2 separate regions of the Homo sapiens genome follow, and region 2 is linked to region 1. The links are chromatin contacts, found by Hi-C or POLR2A ChIA-PET in ENCODE. All regions are on one chromosome and are shown on one strand. The core of a region is the stretch at or near the end of the contact, and the rest is flanking DNA. Distances in the headings are between cores, read along the strand shown. Region 1 overlaps ACSL3 (acyl-CoA synthetase long chain family member 3). Region 2 overlaps DOCK10 (dedicator of cytokinesis 10).

The links. Hi-C counts contacts between places; a loop is a spot of excess contacts on that map. ChIA-PET counts read pairs that join two places held with the same protein, here RNA polymerase II (POLR2A).
Region 2: a loop to region 1 is called in a map with no recorded cell type, with 4 times the contacts of the local background. The contact joins two enhancer-like sites. A Hi-C loop is called at or near these places in 1 of 37 single-sample maps with no recorded cell type. POLR2A ChIA-PET finds 5 or more read pairs at or near these places in 1 of 52 experiments (activated T-cell).

What each region holds. Positions count from the first base shown.
Region 1 is chr2:222,942,048-222,946,739 of GRCh38, reverse strand. It overlaps ACSL3 (acyl-CoA synthetase long chain family member 3), which reads right to left. Exons shown (of 17, transcript NM_004457.5): 17 at 2,101-4,692. It also overlaps the pseudogene LOC100419511. Among named protein-coding and RNA genes, the nearest start is that of ACSL3-AS1, 25 kb to the right of the region's middle. RefSeq lists a silencer at 2,569-2,718. Within about 2 kb of position 2,864, at least 2 of the 41 ENCODE cell types and tissues checked have a DNase peak (open chromatin) inside an H3K27ac peak, as active enhancers do.
Region 2 is chr2:224,762,089-224,766,780 of GRCh38, reverse strand. DOCK10 (dedicator of cytokinesis 10) reads left to right here. Exons shown (of 56, transcript NM_014689.3): 56 at 944-1,691. The coding sequence ends at 1,060. Among named protein-coding and RNA genes, the nearest start is that of CCDC195, 48 kb to the right of the region's middle. Within about 2 kb of position 2,105, at least 3 of the 41 ENCODE cell types and tissues checked have a DNase peak (open chromatin) inside an H3K27ac peak, as active enhancers do.

The DNA of each region.
Region 1 (4,692 bases), core at 1,615-4,114:
CTATTTTGAGGAAAAATGTGGAATTTTGCCTTTATCACAGAACAAATCTTGCAAAGCTATGTTCTTCTGATAGCTATAATCTTTTTTCTTGGGAGTCAGGGGTGGGGAAGGCATACATACAGCCCTCCTAATAAACCCTCATCCTGTGCCACTCTCTTATACCTTTTGTATTCTTAATATGATTATGGTCATGAAGAAAAATCAAAGTGAATGATTTACTTCTACATGTTTCATGATAAAATACAAACCCTTTACAAAGAAATACTGATAGATATAAGCCACATAAACAAACATTCTGGAGTTCTCAATAATTTATTTCAGAACATAAAGAGGTCCTGAAACCAGAAAGTTTGAGAACTACTGCCTTAATCAACATGAGAAAAATCATACAGGTGAGAAATCCTGTGAACATAAAGTATCTAAAATCTCTAAAGACTGCTCCTCCTTTGTTCAACATGTGAGAGTTCATGTAAGTTAAAAAACCAAAAACCTACGAATATAAAGAAGGAGGGGAAATCTTAAGCAAAAAGCGTCGTTTAGTAACCAGTAAAGAATTAATACTGGAGAAACTCCACAAATGTGGTCAATGTGGAGAATTTTTCCCTTGTAGCTCGCCTGGATTAAACACGAAAGAACTCACACTGGGAAGAAACCTACAAAGGCAGACGGTGTGGGAAAACCTGTAGCTATAGCTCTTCGCTCTCTCAACATGAGAGGGTACATTCCAGAGAGAAAAACTGTAAGTGCACTAACATGGAAAAACTTTCAGCATCAAAACATTCATATGGGAGACAAACCTTGTTTCTATAAAAGTAATCCACGCAGAAAAGTCACTTTTTTATAGAACAAAAAACCCACACAGAACAACCTTTCTTCAGAAACAAATGAGAATGAATCTAAGAAAAAAATCACCAAATGCAGGAAGTTGCTTTTGAATGAATCCCACCAAAGGGAACACAATTCAAAATCACTAAATAAAGACACTAATGGGGAAGGGTTTGCTGAAAAGCATTTTGGAAAATCCAAACCAGAAATAGGCATGTAACATTAGAGGATACGTATGCACTGTTATAATAATTTCGTTAACACTTCAAATTCACTCAAAACCAGTTACTGAACACCTCCTCTGGGGGCCATGCATGCACCATGTTAAGGCATCTGGTTTACAGAGGCGATTCTGAAATGGACAGGCCCTTGCAGACTATATGCTTGCATGTGGACCAACTAATTAGGAGGAAATCAGAGGCAGATTTTATCAGATTGAAGATAATGTTATTACATAAATCAGACTATAGATCTGCATATAACCGGTTTCACGTTATGCCATAAAAACCATTCCATGACACTATAGACCAGCCTCATCCTAAAATCATTTGCATATTTGGTGTGGTAGAAATATTGTTACCAATGTTTAAAAGAATAACCTGAGCAAAGTTAATGAGGAGAAATTAGGCACAACTGTCTAAGTTAATGCAAAACACACAAAGATGCCAAATGTTTATGTAAAGAAAGCTTTAACTGGTTTTGTTACAGGATTACACACAGAGACAAAAGTATGCTATGATAAAGTTACATATACCCACAAATATTGACTGGCAGTCAAAGATGGGGTGGGTGAGGGAGGTTAGTTTCTGAAACACAGCATGATACAACTCTTCCTCCCACAATTATTGGATTAAATGTTGGCACAAAGTTTAGATATTTCTGCCACATTGTAGATTCTACCCCATTAATTTTGATGCCAAATTTCAATTTACCACCTCTATTCAAGATTTTATGCTGTATGAATATTTTGGAATTTAAAATGCTGACAGTATATCTTCTGGGCAGTCAGAACCAAAAAGGAGGAATGGAAAGGAGGAATTCGGGAAGGGTTAGGGGAAAGTTAGAATATAAAAAGGCTAGGAAATAGATTATTAACAGAATTTCTAGAATAAAAAGTTTTCCTTTGGTTAGGTTGTTAGGTCAGGATGGAAAATTCCCCAAACTCCTTCTTCAAGTATTTCAGGAATGTCAATGAAAGTTTCACTTTTACAGGAACAGCTTTTCTTAAAAACCAAAACCAAAAAAAAAAAAAAAAAAAGCCAATATATTAAGAGCTTTAATATCAGAAACTTCAACTTTTATAGATCTTTATTCTTCAAACTTTATGTCAAATTACAAATAAATAGTCCATACCATGTAGCTCTTTATGATACACGTCTTCAGGCAGAAAACAGCAACAACCAAGAACACATCGGAAATGAACTCACAGTAAATAACCAATTTTAAGTAGAGAAAGGATATATGACATTTCAGTGTGGTCCAATATGTACACTGTTTAAAAGCGGATCCCCCTGTAAAACATCACAGATGTACATAATTCTTATGGGAAAAAAAGAGCCCACACATCAGAGATTTTTAAAAGTTTTTTCAAAGTTGTATCACAGGGACTGGTTGTTTAAAAATGGCAAAATCTTGAGTATTTTAGCAGCAAACAAGTAAGTTATTCCAGGTTAATCTATTTTTAAACGTTGCTGAAAAAGTTGCAAGCTTTAGAGAACATTATAAATATCAAATCCACTACTGAAAAGCAAAGTAGTATTTAGAAAGTAGATACTACTTTCAGGTTTGTTCTGTGTCAGCAAAAACTTTTTCATGAAGTTTCTGCTAAGAAGGATGTCAGTGGAGGAGCAGTGGGGAAATAAATGGAGGTGGCCACCAGTCTTGGCTCTAAGTTGCTAAACTTACTGGAACATGTAATGCTTACGAATTCTTCATAGAGCTTAGTTTATTCCCAGTAAACAATAGTTCTTAAGAACCATTCTTTTAGATCTGTATCTTATTGTCAGATATTTGTATTAGATTTAGCAATTTGAAATTCCTTAAAATTTTGCTCCCCAAATATCTCCTGGTTAAACCAGTATTTCTTATATGAGTCATAATTGAGTGGTTTTTTCATTGAACAGTTTTTTCCTCTTGAAAGGGTAATTTTAGAGGATATTATTTTTTAAGTCACTAAAGATAGTTTTGCTTACAGACAAATTTGTTTAAAAGGGGACTCTACTTAATTTCACTTTCTACTGTGGCATTTGACACCTGGCATCTGACATTTTAGGACTGAAAGGAATTATAAACTTCATATGAGAAAACAAACGAAACTAAATAGAGTTTAAGCCTGCCTCATTAGATGGTTCCATCAGTGATCAGCTACATAATTCATCTGACACTATTTCAAGTCACAATTATCAGTATCTCTCCTTTGAAGCATTCACACTTTTTTCCTAGATACAATCTCCTTTTTTTAATCATCTGAAAGCAAACAATTATTCTAAAGACAAGGCATCAGAAACAAATTCTCTCCGCCCACTGAGATTTAATTTTTAGATCACAGCATCCTCATATAGAAGTTCCATTCAATATTTTTACTTCTTCTTGGCAGTTATCCCAAACATTAATATTTAATTATGAAAAGAGAAAAGCATTCAAAACATAATACAAATATACAATACAAGAAAAGTTGAAAACAAAAAACACTGTATTGCAATGTCTCCACATACGATGTTTGTGATGCAACCAAACACACACTACACAGTCCTGGCTGCTCCTAACACTCCCCTTACTTTACACAGACCTAGGTTCATCTTTTTTTTTGTTTTTGTTTTTTTTTTTTTTGATTTTTGCCTTTTGATGCCTACAGTAACTGAGAATCAACAAAGTAACTAGTCTGACATGAAAAATGTGGTGCCTATGATTTAAGTCCTGATTTGAGCACATCTTAATTGGTGCACTATTGCTTTTGATAATCCAGATATAACAACAGACAAGCAGTAATAAATGAAGAGACTATGTATCACACAAGCAAGGTTTCTGAATTACAAATAACTTCAACAATGACATCAAAACCTATGAATTAAATCTTAACTCACGCGGTTATAAAGTTAAATTCTCATGTGTCTTAGTGAGAATGCTATCATCAAATACATTCTAAATTCTTTCATTTTTTAGTGTACAAAGGTTATGGGAGAAAGGATAAGGTGCTTTTTAAATAAGCTACCACTGACTCACACACATCCATACACGCATCAGTGCAAACTAGGAAAAACACTAATTTTAAAATGAAATAATGATTATCTAGACTAAAAGGAGACTTTGAGATAGAATAATTTTCCATGACTAATTTGTTTACAAATATAGATAACTCAATGTACATATAGTCAACGAAATATTCAAAGAATAACTTTATATACTCTTGTTCTTTAAATTCTATCCTCTCTTTCAGAATTCTTCCATTTAAGTTTGGGTATTTTCCTAGTTTCAACAGATGAACAGAAGACTTCATTGAACATTTTGACAGTAAGCTACTAGAGACCAATTATCAACTGGTGCTACACATGCTGTGTTATCTCCCTTACTATTAAACTATAACCCTCTCTTGCTATTTTGTTTCATGCATCACCAACCAAACTTCATTTTTTCTAATAAAAAATAAATATATAAAGAAGACACTGACAGGCATATATTCACAAGATCTCAACTTCTTAAAACATAAGTATGGGTATATTTATTTCTCTCAAATGCATACAAGACAATAATTACACAGCAACAAATCTTTTGTTCAACAATGATTTGATTCATAAGCATTTGAAATTTACATAATTTCATATCAATACCCTTGTATTTTTAAATACAGTAAGTAAAAAAGCCCCCAAA
Region 2 (4,692 bases), core at 856-3,355, 1.8 Mb before region 1:
AAAGTAATGCATATAAGCATTCAGTTTAAGCATCAGTATAAGATGCCCATTTGGAGTCTGTTTCAACATTCAGTAAGAATAACAGCATAGTGAAGTCAACTGTGATGATGGGTATCCAATACAAAATGCAGAGAAAGGAATGGACCCAATCTGGTGTGATACCAAGCATAGGTATACTGCACCTGGAGTCTACTCTTTGAACACATCATCAGCCAGATTATTCAGAGCTTTGTGATATTGATCATAAGGAGAATTTATTGGTAGTATAGGATGCTCTCAGCTGAGTGCTCTTTGGGGCACTTACAGAAGTAGCGATTCTATCTTGGAAGAGTAGAGATGAAGGTCATGGCACAGTGGGATAATGTGTGAAGTTAGTGGGAAAATCTTCACAATTCTTTGTACAGAAATCTCTTCTGTACAAAAATATATTTTAAAAGTGTCTGGAGTTTCTGTTGTTATTATGCTTACACGTCATTGTTTGAATCAATCTGATAAAGTATTTTTTAGGCACACTAACATTATTTTCAAGATTAAAATCAGGTCAAGACTTTTTTACTATATTTCCTTTTATGCAAACATTTAAATAAAATTTCTAATGTTTCCCTTTTTTGGCAGATGCTGACAATATAAATTATAAACTTTTAGAATAGAATAAAATCCTGGAATTACTCAGATATATTTGTAAGTTTCATCCAAACATTTATAAATTTATGTCAGATAGCAGAAGAGGATTGTGAAAATATTTTAACTTTCACCAAAAGTTAAAGCTAGCACGTGGTCTTGGGGGAAAATTCTTTAGATCCACTTTAATATGTGTCTTTTTATAATTTGAATAAATTACCCTGTGGGGAATGAAAACCTCTATTCTGGGTTTTAATTTTGTGTTTGGGATATTAACATTAACCTCTGCATTCTGTTGTGTTGTGTTTTTCCCTGTTTTAAGATTACGGGCAGGGACGACCTGTCAAAGCGCGGAGTGGACCAAACCTGCACTCGAGTAATTAGCAAAGCAACTCCGGCCCTACCCACGGTCTCCATCTCATCTAGTGCTGAAGTCTGAGGGCTCTGCAGCATCAGACCCACCTCTAAGAGAACTTTCTGAATTTGCAGCTAATCTCGGGGAAGAGAAAGATAGGTTTAATTTATTTGAAGTTTTCATGGTGTTAATATTTTTGTTTACCTCGCTAGCTTCAGAATTTTGCCAACCTCTGAATTTGCACATTTTGTATAATTTTTTTTTCTTTGAGCAGTGTTGATCAAGCCAGGTTGAATATTTGCCATGAAATTCCAGTGAATGTGTAGCTCAAATGCAAACCCTAAGTTTGCTGTCAGTTATTGTATGGTCAGTACCCCAGTCCTAGTACACATATTTTAAAGGTTAAAGTGAATGTTTTTGTAACATTTAAGCATATTTCAGATGTAAATAAAAGATTGTAAAATATACGGTTTTTACCAAATTTAAAAGATCCTTTTTAGTTAATACTATGACAGTACTAAAAATATATGAATAACATTTCAGATACCATTATATTAAAATATTTGTGTATGTGTACAAAAGCGTTGATAAATACTAATCTTTAAAGTTTGTGGAGTTCCTTTATTTGTAATATATGTGCTCTTAAAAGCAATGGGATGTGAAATTATGAAAGTATTTTATTGTTCATAGAAATAAAAAACACAGTTACTTTGCATTTGGTTTCCTGTTGAAGAGTGGGTGAGTTACTGAGAAAAATGGTTCATTGAATATCTTCTGAATGCAAATCTATACTCAATACTTAGGATGCCTTGCCAAGAAACCAACAAAGGACTCAAATCTCAGCTAAGAAGTTCCTCCAAAGATGAACTGGGTAGATCAGAGGTTTCCAAATGTAGGAGAGACTTAGAATGACTTGGGGAAAATCTAATGAATCCGAATCTTGAGGTCTGTGGAGGTTCTCAGAGAGATCACAAATGTTCCATTTCTCTGCTCTAATCTTGTGGTAGGATTGCAGTTTCCTGCCTCTTTTGAAGGCAAGCATGACCATGTGACTTGCTATAACCACTGAAATGTAGGCAGAAGTAACATGTGTTACTTTCAGGCAGAGGCTTCAAAGCCAGTAAGTAGTTCTTCCCAGCCTCTTCCCCTGATGTACTTATCTTTGATGTACCTGAAGCCCTGATTTACTTACCTTTGACATATTGTTTCAGCCTCAGTACCCAGGAAACTACAATGAGCAAGACACACACACACACACTCCCTGCTAACGCTATTGGTCATATAGTCTTGAGTGAGAAATACCATTTTGCTGTGTTACGATTCAGGATTGTTTGCTACCACCATGTTATGAGCTTATCAGAGCAATGACCGATAGGTGCTGACCTACGTTTGGGAACCACTGACATTTTCCACTCTCTGGCCCACTTCCCTCCCCTAGTGAATACTGGCTGCCATGGACCCGAACTGAGCTGCTTCTAGGTGCAGAAGGCAAGCTAGAGAATCTAATTTCATACTCACCTTCAGCAGCCATTCCAAAGCCCCAGACATAAAAAAGGAGACTTCAGCTGAGCTCATCTTTCTGCTATGCAAGGCCATTGGCCATGTCAGTACATGATGGTGAGGAGGGAGGTAAGGGGTTGGAATACGTATTTACATTTTGAGTACACAGAAGGGATAGAAAGATATTTTGGGTGAGAACTCGGATCCCTCAAGACACTTTTTTTTTTTTTGAGACAGAGTCTCACTCTGTTGCCCAGGCTGGAGTGCAGTGCGCGATCTCGGCTCCCTGCAGCCTCCACCTCCCGGGTTCAAGTGATTCTCCTGTCTCAGCCTCCCGAGTAGCTGGGATTACTGGCACGCACCACCATGCCTGGCTAATTTTTGTATTTTTAGTAGAGACGGGGTTTCACCATGTTGGCCAGGATGGTCTCGATCTCCTGACCTCGTGATCTGCCTGCCTCAGCCTCCCAAAGTGCTGGGATTACAGGCATGAGCCACCACGCCTGGCCTCAAGACACATTTAACTATTCTTTTCTCAAATAGAGCTCACTTCTTTATAGAAAAGATTGCCCTTTGATGAGCTCTGGCCCAAAGCATTATTCCCAGCTTCATTCTGCCTCCAGTTCTCTTGGTTCCTGACTGTCTGGGTCAGCATCTCAGGTCTTTTCTTTTAATTTCCCCATGTGTAGCTTTAGGCCACCTTAGACATTACTATTCCAGGCACCCAGGAAGATGCTGCCTCCAATATCATCTCCCACCTAACTTCCACCTGTAGGCTCAAGTCCTCTTGCCCATGCCAATCCACCCATCTCCCATGCCCCCAGGACACGGTTGGCAATGGGTTACCTCCAAATCTGAAAATAAATCTTCCAAAAAAACTCTAAGGAAGTAATTGAAAATAATAGATCTTTGTGCTTGTGTTAGGTGCCAAATATTCTATTTTTGCATCACAAACCACAATATCTTTGATCATGTCACCGTTTTGCCCCTGACACTGTTCATAGAACAAGAAGTTTAAATACAGCTTCTCTAAAGAGAATCACCTAAGACCACTCTGCCTTAACAGCGTTGAAACTCACCCTGCACAATCCCAACACCTTTTATTTCTTCCTTTCTCTAGACCAGACACATCAGACTGGCTGCTCAGAGATGGAATCCAGCATACGTATTTTATCTGCCAAACACGTAGTCTTTATTTTATTTCAATTAGGTGTCAACAGTTAAATATTACGAGACTTTGTATAGATTTCCAGCTTTCTGATATCTGTTGAATGCTCAGGCCATTTAGCAGTATTGGAATCGCACTCCCCCATCACAACAACAAGTGAAAATTGAGACACTGTTGCTCCATTTACATGTGTTTTCCAGCTTGCAGCAATAGGCACCAAGCCCTAATCAGCTTCTATCGGGCAGCCCCTGTTATTTATATTTCCTGCCTAGATCCCATAGGCATGTGTAGGCCCCAGTTCAAACAAACTTTTATTATCTATCTCACTGTAGTAATCACTCATGGACAGAAGACCACTTGCTTCAGAATCAGACAAAACACCTGTTCAAGTGCATACTTCTCTGTGCCATAAGAACTTCTGAAATAGAACCCCCTGGAGTGGAGTCCAGTACCCAAGCCCACATGATTCTTAGACATACTGGGTATAAAAACTCCACTGGATCCTCCGCTAATTAGCTACCCTTAAAAAAATGACTGTACGGATGATAAGGCCTTGTAAAACAGTGACCTCATTTCGAATTGCCAAGAAACCAAATTCTTATTTTACATTCTTTTTCATCTTTGTATAAAGTTAAATTAATACTCCTCAAAACAAGCTCAATAAAAAATGGTAGTAACTCTTCAAGTTCCACAGATGGAAAGGATGAAAATAAGACAAATGGCATTTTCCTCTATAATTTACCCTGGAAAAGATCCAACACAGAATATGTGGATCTAATACTTGGGATGTCAGCCCTGGCTCTGTCCCCTCATTCATTCATCATCCCACTCAGTAGCTACTTCTTTTTTCATTCTCATTTCAAAGTGCAAAATGCCCAGACTATAAAAAATTAACATAATCCCCTATTTTTGGTGACAATTACCTTATAAATGAGTGTCCATTATCCAAACCTCACATAGTACATCTGTATTCCTGTGTTAACACTCACTTAGAAACCAGTACAAATGGTCCAAACACCATGTTTCCTTCCTAATGACAGCTTTCTGC